3 separate regions of the Homo sapiens genome follow, and all the other regions are linked to region 2. The links are chromatin contacts, found by Hi-C in ENCODE. All regions are on one chromosome and are shown on one strand. Each heading gives the region's core, a stretch centred on a gene start or an enhancer-like site at or near the end of the contact. The rest is flanking DNA. Distances are from core to core; before and after follow the strand shown.

Region 1 (4,257 bases), core at 1,355-3,854, 1.2 Mb before region 2:
ACAAAATAGCCGGGGATCTATTACCACCCATGGATCTGAAAGGGTTGAGAAAAGTAGTCTTCAGGACTTGGAAAGTGCTGTAGACCACAGCCGTGTTATTGTGTCTGTGAGAGGGCTATGTGCAGGAACTGCAACCTTCCCTAGGGGAATGTAGGCAGTTAACTATGGCCAACTGGAGAAATCTGGGGCTTGCACTCCTCGTACGCTCCCATCTCCTGTGACTGCTTCTCATAGACTGAACCAAGCATCTAGTCCCTTGAAACCATTTATACAGGTCAGCTTCATGGGACAAAGAGCAGGCTGGGAAAGGGCTGAGTGGATCTAAAGGAGAAAACAAGATGTTTTCCTGAAATTCTTATGACATTTAGTCTGCATCATCTGATTTTTTTGGAAAATATATTAGAAAAACATGCACATATTTTTATCTATAAGCTTTATTGCTTCATCCCTTCAGTCGTCATTTTCCTAATTGTTCTGAGAGAACTTTTTTTTTTGCATTTTTCAATCTACTCTTTACTGCTTCCATTACATGTTTAAATTTAGTAATCTTAGTTTTTATTTGAATGCTGTCTTTCCTAATGTTATATGATTTTTTTTCCAATGGGTGTAGAATTTCAAGAAATCTTATTGAAATGCAAATAAGACTTTTTAACTGTTAACTTTTCTTGGCATAAAGCTGTTTCACATAGATAAACTTATTCTGAATCCCCAAATGGCCCTTTTATTTTGTTTAGATGTTCAGAGCATTTTTCAAAAGTCCAATAGTATTTTTGTAGCCTCAGCTTTACTGAGGAGACTCCAACTTCTTCAAATTCTGAAATTTGAGATGATTCTGTGTCAAAATTCAAATCTTTTATTCCCAGAAAATGGGAATATAAAGGTGTTCCTGTTTGCTATAGCAATATTTTGTTACAGGTTGAATTAAATTGTCCACATGAATGGGGAGTGAGCCATGGAGAGAAAAGCTGCATGACAGGAAAGTTCATTGATTTTCCAAATGGTTTCTTTTCACTGGCTACATATATGAGTTCTGATGGGTGCAGCTCAAACAACTTTGTAGGACTCAGATTGGTTTCAAATAACCTCCCCCACAGACTAGCTCATATACACTGGAGACATGGTGTTCATGGTGTTCATGTGTCAGGACAGAACCACATTTTCCCATGAAGATATTCCTTTCTAGGAAGAAGCCTGGGAACTAGCGTGATGGTTAATTTTATGTGTCAACTTGGCTGGGCCATGGTGCTCAGATACTTGGTCAAACATTATTCTAGATGTTTCTACAAAGGTGTTTTGTGGACAAGATTAACATCTAAATTGGTGGGCTGTGAGTAAAGCAAATTACCCTCCATAATGTTGGTGGGCCTTATCCAATCAATTGAAGGCCTTACTAGAAAAAAGACTGACTTCCTCTAAGCAAGAAAGAGTTCTGCCAGCAGAGAGCACTTTTGGAATCAAACTGCAACTCTTCTCTGTATGTCCAGTCTGTTGGTCTATTCTATCAGGCTTTATATTTACCATGTGCTATGGTCTGAATGTTTGTGAACCCCCTCCTCCCAATTCATATGTCAAAATCCTAACCTTCAAGATGATTATATTAGGAAGCAGGGCCTTTAGGAGGTGATCAGGTCATGAGAGTAGAGCCCAGATGATTTGAATTAGTGCCCTTATAAAGAGGCCTGAGAGCTCTCTTGCCCCTTCCATCATGTGAGGACACAGTGAGAAGGCACCACCTGTGAGCAAGGAAAAGGATCTGCTCTAGGCACTGAATCTGCTGGTACCTTGATTGTGTACTTTCCAGACTAAAGAACTGTGAGTAATAAATTTATGTTGTTTAAAAGCTACACGGTTTATGGGATTTTTGTTTAGCAAAGTGAACTAAGACACCAAGCTACAACAATCATGAGAGCCAAATCCTTAAAAATCTCCCTCCCTCTCCCAAGACACATACACACACACATGCACACACACACACACACACTCTGTTCTGTTTCTCAGGAGAACCCTGACTCTAATACAGCTAGTAAGAGGACAACTTAATAGAAAAGGAGCTGTTTCTTCTTTGAATTATTTCATTTTAATTTTTATGATTATGTTGTAAGAGCCCAATATACTGCTTCTGTCAGATTCACATATATAGAAATCCAGTATAATGACATTTTCACTTTCTTTTGCTTGCACCAAGAGAAAGCTGAGAGTGAATTCTCCATGTAGCTGACTTTTCTGAGGAATTTTGGTGTGATTTCTAGTGTGCTTTGACTTTCATCACATCTACTTTGTCCCGAAGGCCCTTTTTTTTTTTTTTTTTTACCAGCCCTTCCTTCTCAGAGGTGGAGATTTCCTAGTTCTGCTTACTTCCTTTTCTTGCAACTAATCTTATTGAAATATGAGATAGTTTTCACTTCCCTCAATCTAAGCCAATTTGCACGCTGCCTTTTTGGCCTGTTACTAATAATATCTATCCATATCTCCTAATCACTGTACAGATTATATCCTATTTTTACATACCCTTGGTCATACCAGTAGAATTTGTTGTGGAGAAAGACTGTCTTCATTTGAATTTCTTAAAAGCAGAACTGAGACAATGATTTAAGTACAGTTGTTTATTTGGAAAATGACCCAATAAAAATAGTAAGAAAGTGAGTAGTTGAAGGCACCGAATGGAGGAAGGCCAATAAAAGGTTACTGCATTAGGTTACTATTGCTGCATCACAAATTTGCACAAATTTAGCAGCTTACAAAAACAAAAATTTATTTTCTTATAGGTCTGTATGTCAGAAGTCTGAAACCAGGCTAACTGGACTAAAATCAAGATGTAGGTAAGGCTATGTTCCTTCCTGGAGGTTTTAGGGCAGAATCCATTTTCTTGCTTTTTCCAGCTTCTAGAGGCTCTTCTATTTCTTGACTGTAGCCCCCTTTCATCAAAGCCAGCAATGACTAGTCAATTCTTTCTCGCATGAAATCACTCTGACACTGTCTCCTACTTTCACTTTTCAGGACCTTGAGATAACATTGGGCCCACCCAGATAATCCTAATCTCCCTATTTAAGGTCATCTGATTAGTAATCTTAATTCTATCTGTAACCTTAACTTCCCTTTGCCATGTAATATACCGTATCATAGATTCTAGGAATTAGAATAAGTATATTTTTTGGTCCTTTATTCTATCAACCGTAGATACATTAATGATTGAGTTACAACAGTGGAGAAATAATGCAATTGGTATAAAGAGTATACATGTGGCTCAACCTCACCAGAAATAAAATGATAAATTCTGTGAAATGTAGTTAAACCTAACCAAGCTGACACATTATAAAGCTACCACAGTCCATTCTTGGCAACTTTGACCTCAAATAAGCTTCCTTGAACCACACTTAATCTCCAAATAAAAACAATAACAAAAGACCTACTTCCATCAAAAATGATATAATAATCCTACATAACAAACTAATTATTTTCCCAGAAGAGGGTGTAGAGTCCCTTTTGTGCCTTTGGGTGATGTTCATTTTCTTCTTCCTGGTTCATACTCCCTGTTTTATATTTTGTAACTTAAATATAATATCAAGTTAATTATTAACAAGTCATGTTAGATGATAAGGGAATGACAGAGGTAAAATTAAATTAAAATATTAAATTATTAAATTTTATGTAAAATTAAATTATTAAATAAAAACACCAAAATAAGGAATAAATACTTATAACCATCACAGTCCTCATTTTCAAGTCACATATGAAAATGGCTGGAAAGCTGAGGCACATAAGATTTTAAGCAGCACATGTTTTGTTCTGAATGTACCAATCTCTTAGGGGAGTTTGTCTTAAATAAGAAGCTCCATTCATAGGAGTTTTTGTTGTTTCAACTGTGGTTGCCTGGTTTGTCCTGGGAAAGTCCAATCTCAGGAGAGCCTGGTGTCATGAATTAATGGGTCTGGAACTGGCAGGCCCCCACAAATTTGTGGGATACTGGTGGAACAGGACATACAAACACCATCCTTAAGTATCTATGGCAACAAGTCTTTCACTGGCTTAGCCTCTTCCTGGGAATAAGTTTTTTTGGAATTATTAAGAATATCTCTTCTATGCCCTCTCCAGGAACACCGCTTGCTTATGTGCTAAAAACTTATTCTAAACTTGGAAAATCACCTCTTAGGCTTTCCATGAAAAGGCTTTTTGGATTCAATTGCTACTGGAATAAGTAAGTACATGATTGGAAATTCTAATTGTCAGTGAGCAAAAGATGGATCCTTCAACTTATAA
Region 2 (4,133 bases), core at 705-3,204:
TTGCCATTGTTCAGTTGGGAGACACACTCAACACAGAGCACACGTTAATGTTGATATTCTTTTTTTGTTTGTTTTTTGTTTGTTTGTTTGTTTTGTTTTGTTTGTTTTTTGATACAGGGTCTCGCCCTGTCACCCAGGCTGGAGTGCAGTGGCGCAATCTCGGCTCACTGCAACCTCTGCCTCCTGGGCTCAAGCAATCCTCATGCCTCAGCCTCCAGAGTAGCTGGGACTATAGGCGTGCGCCACCACACCTGGCTAAATTTTTTTTGTAGTTTTTTGTAGAGACGAGGTTTCACCCTGTTGCCCAGGCTGCTCTTGAACTCCTGGGCTTAAGCAATCTTCTTACCTCAGCCTCCCAAAGTGCTGGGATTACAGGCGTGAGCCACCGCGCCCGGTGTTGATATTCTTTATATTTCAGAAGCCGAAATCCACACATTTTTACATGGGTGAATAGAATACTCACATTTAGTTAATTGAAAATTTTTAATGTTGGTGTATTTTTCTTAAGACATTCATCCAAAAGATATTTATTGAGTGCCTACTGTGTGGCAGGCACTGTCCTAGGAACCGGAGCTACGTCAGTGAAGAAAACAGACAAAAATCACTGCCCTCATGGAGCTGACATTCTAGTTCAGGGAGGCAATACTCAGTAAACAAATGAACTACATAGTAGGCTAGAATGTGAAAAGTATCACAGAAAAAACTAGAGTGGTCAGAAGGTTAGGGAGTGTCCAGAGAAGGGCTTGCTTTTGTAAATATGGTGGTCAAAGTAGGCCACATTGAGATGATGATATCTGAGCAAGGACTTGGAAGAGAGGAAGCGGGCTAATCTGACAGCTGAGGGAAGAGCACTTCAGTTAAAAGGAACAGCCAGTGCAAAGACCGAAAGACAGGAACACAAGTAGCCTGCTCGAGGAACAGCAAGGAGGCCGGTGTGGCTGAGGCAAAATGTGCAAAGAGGAGAGTAAAAAGGAGACAGGAGATGATCCTGCCTGGCTCAGACCAGAGTAGTAGCAGTGGAGGTAGTAAAAAAAAAAAAAAAATTAGTTAGATTCCTGATATATTTTGGAGATTATGCCAATAGGATTTCCTAATATATCTTTGGTAACGTAGGCAAAACTTAGTTTTATTCAAGACCCTGTTACAGGGGTATTCCAACATAGTGGTCATTGTAAAACTTCAAGAACAATACATTTCACATGCTAATAATGTAAATTTTCACTTGGTTTGATTTGTTAATATTTTTGCCAATAAAGCAACCTATGAGCTTTTCTTTCCATTCAGATATATATTCAGTGACTTATCTGTATGTAGATTTGGTTTGTATGTAGATTTTTGTTTCTGCAGTTAAAGTTTTTGTCTAAGTTTTCTTTCCTTATATTTAATAACGAAAACAGAAGAGCATTGCAATATTTTATTTCTCTAAGAAAAATTTATTTTATCATCTGTTTCATCTAGCCAAGAATATTCTCATTCTCTCTCTCTCTCTCATAATTCTTGGCATATGATCCAAAAGCATTACATTTCCCAAGGATCCTGTTATTATATTTATTAATACTTTTTTCTTTACTTTTTTACAAAAGGTATTTCCTTTTGTAATCATTGTAACTGAGTCTTAAAAGGATTATTTGGTTAGATTTGAATATATGGTACCATGTAATCTATTTTTGGGAACTGCTTGCTCTGAAGAAGCAGTTTCACATAAAACTGCATAAAAAGCAATCATATAATCCTTTGAAATTCGAGAGATGTGTGAACATAGTGCTGGGCCTCCCCACAGCCACACTTAGTGACATATCAGGCTATATTCTTTGCTGTGGGAGGCTGTCCTGGGAATTGTAGGATGCTGCTAAGCATCCTTCACCCACTAGATGCCAGTAGCATCTCCCCCTAGTTGTGACAACCAAAAATGTCTCCAAACATTGCTAAATGTCCCCTGGGGCACAAAAATTGTCCCTGGTTAAGGCCCACTGTCATAATAGACTGTTATAATTCTCAAGATTTGCCTCCCTACAGGTATTAATTAAGGCATGCATATAAATTTCTATTTTTTTCTGTCATCTTCTTCCCTTTAATTCTACTTTTTCTTGTGAAAGAATGTGAAAACTTTCATTATGTTTCTGGTATTTTTTTTTCTTCCTCTCACCCCTAAATTAAAAGTACTTTAGAAAGAAATAGCACAGTTGTCAAGGTAAATGCAACTCCTGGCTCTTTGCCTTCTTTCATGGGCTCTACTAAGCACTGAGAGTTTGTGGAATTTTCTCCTCTCTCCTAACTCTTGCAGGCAGCCTTAGATCATGAGGTTGTGGGGAGACTTAGTTTTAGACCTTTCTGTCACTCTGACCTACTCATGTATAATTCTAATAACTGAAGTTGAAGTGAAACAGTTTCTCTGAGAATGCAAATTGCTACCCACAATCACTTTCTATTCTGAATGGTGCCTGTGCCCAGAAGGTCTGGGTGCTGTTTTTAGTTCTTAGAACTGTGCAAACCCCAGTCACACACACACTCAGCCAGAGGCCAGAGTGTTTCTGAGTGTGCTTCCTTTAAATGGTTTTCCTTGCTAACCTGTGTGAACACGCCTGGCTGCTTTTTGGTTCCCTTCTGGTCTCAGTTCTCCTTTTACCTATTTAAGGCCAGACTTTATGATAAATTTGTGTTTATCATATAACACTGGTTGGCATGACATTGTGGATTTCTTAAAGCATTCCGTAGTCTCTTGTTCTCCGTTACTGATGTTTCTTTTACACCTGATACCACAACTCCCCAAAGTTTATCATGTTGTATAGAGAAATTTAAATTCTCATAAAACAAAAACGTATTTATTCTTTATTTATTTTATTTATTTATTTATTTTTTTTGAGACAGAGTCTCACTCTGTCGCCCAGGCTGGAGTGCAGTGGCGCCATCTCAGCTCACTGCAAGCTCAACCTCCCAGGTCCACGCCATTCTCCTGCCTCAGCCTCCCGAGTAGCTGGGACTACAGGTGCCCGCCACCATGCCCGGCTAATTTTTTTGTATTTTTAGTAGAGACGGGGTTTCACTGTGTTAGCCAGGATGGTTTCGATCTCCTGACCTCATGATCTGCCCGCCTCAGCCTCCCAAAGTGCTGGGATTACAGGCGTGAGCCACCGTGCCCAGCCACTATTCTTTATTATTATATTAACATTGGTTAATCTTCTGCATTTCTTTTATAAGATTTTTTAACATAATGTGCACGTTCAGTTTTAATGTGGCATTTTAATAATTGTACTTAGGAAGATCTCATGGATTACATGATTATTATAAATTTATCTTGTGTTTCTAACTGCTATACTTCTCTTTGCCCAGCCTACTCCTACAAAAAAAGAAATCAACTCCTTGGTTTTAAGTTTCTCAGCCTGAGCAACATAGTAAGACCCTATCTCTCTCTCTCCTTTTTTTTTTTTTTTTTTGAGATGGAATCTCGCTCTGTTGCCCAGGTTGGAGTGCAGTGGCACGGTCTCAGCTCACTGCAACCTCCACCTCCCACGTTCAAGCAATTCTCCTGCCTCAGCCTCCTGAGTAGCTGAGATTACAGGCGCCTGCCACTACGCTCAGCTAATTTTTTTTATATATATATTTTTTAGTAGAGACAGGGTTTCACCATGTTGGCCAGGCTGATCTCGAACTCCTGACCTTGTGAGCCACCACGCCTGGCCAGTAAGACCCTATCTCTATCAAAAAATAAAAATTAGCCAGGTGTGTTGGCACACACCTGTGGTCCTAGCTACTGGAGAGGCTGAGGCAGGAGGATTGCTTGAGCCCAGGAGGTTGAAGCTGTAATGAGCTGTGATTGTATCACTGCACTCCAGCGTGGGCAACAGAGTGAGACTCCATCTCAAAAAAAAAAAAAATTCTTTTGCTTATTAGAAGTGAATCCTTTTACTGTTCCTCTCCTTCTGAGCCAGGAGTAGCGTGTGTGATATAGCCAGAGGTTTTTCTGTCAGGTGCAACTATAGCTGTAGTAACTCTTCCCAGTGTTATCAATTCCATTTGAGTGTAGGGGCCATCAGAGGAAGGTTTGTGGCATTAGGCTGCTGGATTGAAATGCTTATGCTTAGCAGATTACCAGTGTTCCCTCTGTTCTCCCTTTGTGGTTTGCCGGCAGGATT
Region 3 (4,201 bases), core at 874-3,373, 1.2 Mb before region 2:
TCCTCCTGCCTCAGCTTCCTGAGGGGCTGCGGGTATAGGTGTACACCACCATGCCTGGTTGATTTTTTATTTTTTGTAGAGACAGGGCCTCATTTTGTTGCCTAGGTTGGTATTAAACTTCTGGCCTCAAGCTATCCTCCTGCCTCAGCCACCCAAAGTGCTAGAATTACAGGCATGAGCCACCCCTCCTGGCTTACTTTTTCGATCAGTTAATTTGAGTTCAAAATATTACAATTAGTTTTACCTCATTGAAGTATGGCATTTATTTTAGTCAATATATTTGTATAATTCTGTATAGTTGATGTAATATGAATGAGGACAAGTAAACCAAGACTTACTAATATTAATACTAATGTAATTTTCTCTATTTTTTCTTGCATTTCTTACAGTTTCTGTTTTATGAATGATAACACAATGATATCTGGTATACAAACATTCACAAGTGTCACATCTCCATTATCAATTGAACATGCATCAATTAGAAATTATGTTAGATCATGAGTAACAGAGAGTCTTACTAATAGTAAGAAAGATAAAAAATTTATTCTTAGGAAGGCCAGCACTAGTAAGGGTGCTCTTTAAATTCATCAACAGCTGGTCCAATTTCAAAACAAAGATAAAGAATCAATGAAAAACGATTTGACCAATGAGTAGAAATTACAAAATCAAGAAAGGAAAAACATAATTCAAAAGCAAATGAATAGCATGTATTATAACAAGGATGACTTAAAAGCTAAGAGGTGAAAAGAAATTTGTCTATAATTTCAAAAAGCATACAGGTATCACAGTCTTGTTTAAAAAAGATGTGAAGCAGAAGATGAAGAAAAGTCATCAATGAAGAGAAATATGAGAAATAAAAATAAATTAGAAATTAAATATTTACAAAAATAAGTGTCACATTGGATGCAATCATAAACAGAATAAACAGTATTTGATGCCACAATCAGTGACATGGAAGTGAAACTTCAAAAAAATTACACAAAATGAGAATTAAAATGAATGAGATATAAAATTATAAAAAGATCATTAGATATGGAATTCAGATGAAAGAAAAGAACAGAAAAGATGGAAAAATGCATTCAAAGATTTAATAGAAGAAAGTGTTTTTGAAATAAAAGTCTTGTTTGACTCTGAAGAGCAAATTAGGCTGTTTCCTAGGGAAAGTAACTGGTAAAGTTACTGATATTTGAAGATTAAGAAAAAAGTATCCTAAGGAAATCTTGGAGAAAAAGCAATTAACATACAAAAGGGAGCATAATTATGCTACTCTGAGATTTCTCTACAGGATACTACTTACCAAGATAATTGGAAGAATTCAATGAAATAATGTAATTATGCTAGTCCTTGGATTGCCATCAGGACATTCATAAACTTACTGAAACGATATTCAAAATATTGTTTGTGCACACATGTAAACTTTGCTGGGATAAAACCAATGTTTTTTTTTTTTTTTAACTTGATTTACAAAGAGATGACAAATAAATTAAGAACCACTGCCCTAGAGCATGTCTCCCCAGTGGTGGACGTCATGTTTCCAGGAGTGTTTTGTGTCCTTGAGTTTATTACAAGATTCTTTTTAAGAGTATGAATTTTCATTCCAATTATATTTAAAATTAATAAGAGTAGCATGTTCTCTATCATATGGATGGCCATCTAATTTTTATTTTTACTTTTTTTGACAGAGGACCTACAGGGAACTTTATATTCTTTCTTCCCTCTTCACCCGGGTACTGCCCCTTGCGAAGTCCAAGTGGGCTCCTGGCACAGGGATCCTCCATCTTCTCTGGCACCCGTGGCATTGCCAGCAGGCCAAAAGGGGCAGCTGGCATTGTTGGCTTCAGTCTGACCCAGGGTACCCAGCTGTGGTCCCCTCAGCCCACAGTAGGGGCAAGGGCTGCTTCTCCACAGTTCATAATGAAGGCTTTCAGCAATGCCCAGCTGCCTCTTCTCCAAAAGTCTGGCTTTTGAACACTCTTCTCCTTCCTGGGGAGGGTTTTTGCCCCTCTGAGGTTGGACAGGAACCAGAAGAACAGTTTATCTGCTTCATCTGTCTGTGACCTGGGGCTTACCCAGCCCCTAATCCTTCTGGCAAGCACTGTGCTTGAGCACTGTCCACACAGTGGAAACCACAGGAAACGACTTTGGCTTGTGGAGGGGGAAGAACGCGAAATGAAAACAAAAGCACACAGGAGCACATAGAAAAGCCCCATCCACTGCCCATCTCTCTCCCTGGGGGCCCCAAACAACCACTAAAATAAGACCCAAACTAAAGGCCTGCCATGCAACCCCAAAATCAATTAACCTCTCCTGAAACATGCAAAGAAACTGCCCACCTAGAAATATCCAAAATAGTCTGTGCCAATTATGAAGAGATCAACAGCTTCACCCACCCTCTCTGGAACCTCTAGTACTGACTGTGTCATCCGTGGGGTGCCCCAAGGAGGGTGGACTCTTTTCTCAAGGCCAGGACAGTGACAGTTACAAAAGGTGGTCCTTGCTTGCAGCTGAGAACTGCTTTTTCTTCAACTAACAGACAGTGACAGTGGCCTGGGCCAGAGGTATGCTTGAACTCATGAGACACCACGAAGCCCAAGAACCAGTGGTGCCTTTTAATGCACCCACCTTTGGCAGGTGGTGACAATCTCCAGGAAACCAGCACAATTCACAAATACAGATTAGGACAATGCAAGGGCTATTTCTGGTGGCAAAACACCAGCAAATAAAACTGGGCCAAGCAGGGGCAGGACACTGGAGGTGCCCTATGACCATGTCTTTTCCAGATTTGCAGCAAAGGCACCATTGGGGTTTCCCATATGACCTGTCCCATATGGCATGTGGAGTCACATGGTGAAGTCACCAAGGTGCACATGTGGGTCTCAGCTTTCTCAGCTCTGGTACCCAGACCCTGTACTCCCTGGCCCATTCTCTTCCGTACTCAATGTGGATTACCCATCCTCTACCTTGCAGCTGGGGCACAGCCTGGAGGGGAGACATCTTGGAGGTCACATATTCTACAGGATTTAATGTTGTCCATCCCCCACCTCTCCCATTTTTTTCCTTCTCCTTTTGTCTTTGTCTCATTGCTAGATGACCATCTTATGATTGAGCATTACTTTATTTTAATGTGCATGTTTACCCTTGTGTTTAGGTGACCACGTTGCACAAAAGGATCATGAAGCACCAGCATTTACATTTTAATATGCTGGTAAGCACATTGCTTTGCTCTTGTTAGCCCCCTCTAATGCCACAAATGAAAACTTTTAGCACCTGCTATTGGGCAAACATTGACTTCCTTAAACAGTTATGAGGGAAAAAAAACCTAGACTTTTGCTTTTAAAAAGCACTGAACTATGACATTATTGAATTTTGACTTAAATTACTTACATAAGAGTTGGATGTCCTATCCTGAAAACTACTATGTTTTGTAGGAATGTTCTACTTCAATTATTTTGGGTTAATGGAAAAATACAGAGGCAGAATTAATATATGATAAAAGGTCTTAAAATTATTTAAACAGAGAAAACAGTGAGATAATCAAATCATCATATGGTACACTATCATATTTGTATACGTAATATCAATGGTGAGCACTAGTATAGCTTCAGCAAAAACTTATTTTCTATATAAAATTAATATGGTTTATTTAAATTTTATTAGTTGTGTGATGTGATAAATTCAACTTTTAATTTAGATTGTATAGTTGTAAAAGGGATGATAGCACAGGCAGTTCACCCCTAGGTTTACATATATATATTTACAGGCCATTATAATTTCAAACAGAGTTTCTGTCCTCACTGTGTATCAATAAAAACAAAACAAAATAAAACAAAACAAAAACAAACAAACAAAAAATACAAATCTTCTTTTATAAGTATTTTAAAAATCCCACCCATAGCATAATTTATCCAAACTGGCTTTGCTGTAGGCAGTGTGCTGTCATTCTCTAGCTAAGTGACTCCACTAATCTGTCTCAAAGCATGGGACAGGAAGAGTTATGCCTCAGCAAAACATGCCCCAGTTTGTCAGGATTATTCTGAAATAAGGCCATTATTTATTTGTTGGTCAAAACTCAAAACAAACAAATTCCCTAATTCCACGTTTACTTAGTAGTTAACAAATGCATGAAAAGTTACAAGACTATGAATGCATGAAAGGATATGTGGAATCATTGCTTCTCTGAACCATCTGGTTGTATTGGAAA

What was found. Hi-C counts contacts between places; a loop is a spot of excess contacts on that map. Pooled maps may share reads with other maps.
Region 1: a loop to region 2 is called in a pooled map, with 5 times the contacts of the local background. The contact joins two enhancer-like sites. A Hi-C loop is called at or near these places in 3 of 37 single-sample maps with no recorded cell type and 3 of 50 pooled maps.
Region 3: a pooled map shows a loop between it and region 2 (3-fold over the local background). The contact joins two enhancer-like sites. A Hi-C loop is called at or near these places in 2 of 37 single-sample maps with no recorded cell type and 3 of 50 pooled maps.

What each region holds. Positions count from the first base shown.
Region 1 is chrX:42,953,803-42,958,059 of GRCh38, reverse strand. No RefSeq gene overlaps it. Among named protein-coding and RNA genes, the nearest start is that of PPP1R2C, 180 kb to the right of the region's middle. Within about 2 kb of position 2,604, at least 2 of the 41 ENCODE cell types and tissues checked have a DNase peak (open chromatin) inside an H3K27ac peak, as active enhancers do.
Region 2 is chrX:41,732,477-41,736,609 of GRCh38, reverse strand. The region is part of intron 5 of CASK (calcium/calmodulin dependent serine protein kinase); the gene reads left to right. Among named protein-coding and RNA genes, the nearest start is that of GPR82, 10 kb to the right of the region's middle. Within about 2 kb of position 1,954, at least 2 of the 41 ENCODE cell types and tissues checked have a DNase peak (open chromatin) inside an H3K27ac peak, as active enhancers do.
Region 3 is chrX:42,932,458-42,936,658 of GRCh38, reverse strand. All of the region lies in intron 1 of LOC105373188 (a long non-coding RNA gene), which reads right to left. Among named protein-coding and RNA genes, the nearest start is that of PPP1R2C, 160 kb to the right of the region's middle. Within about 2 kb of position 2,123, at least 7 of the 41 ENCODE cell types and tissues checked have a DNase peak (open chromatin) inside an H3K27ac peak, as active enhancers do.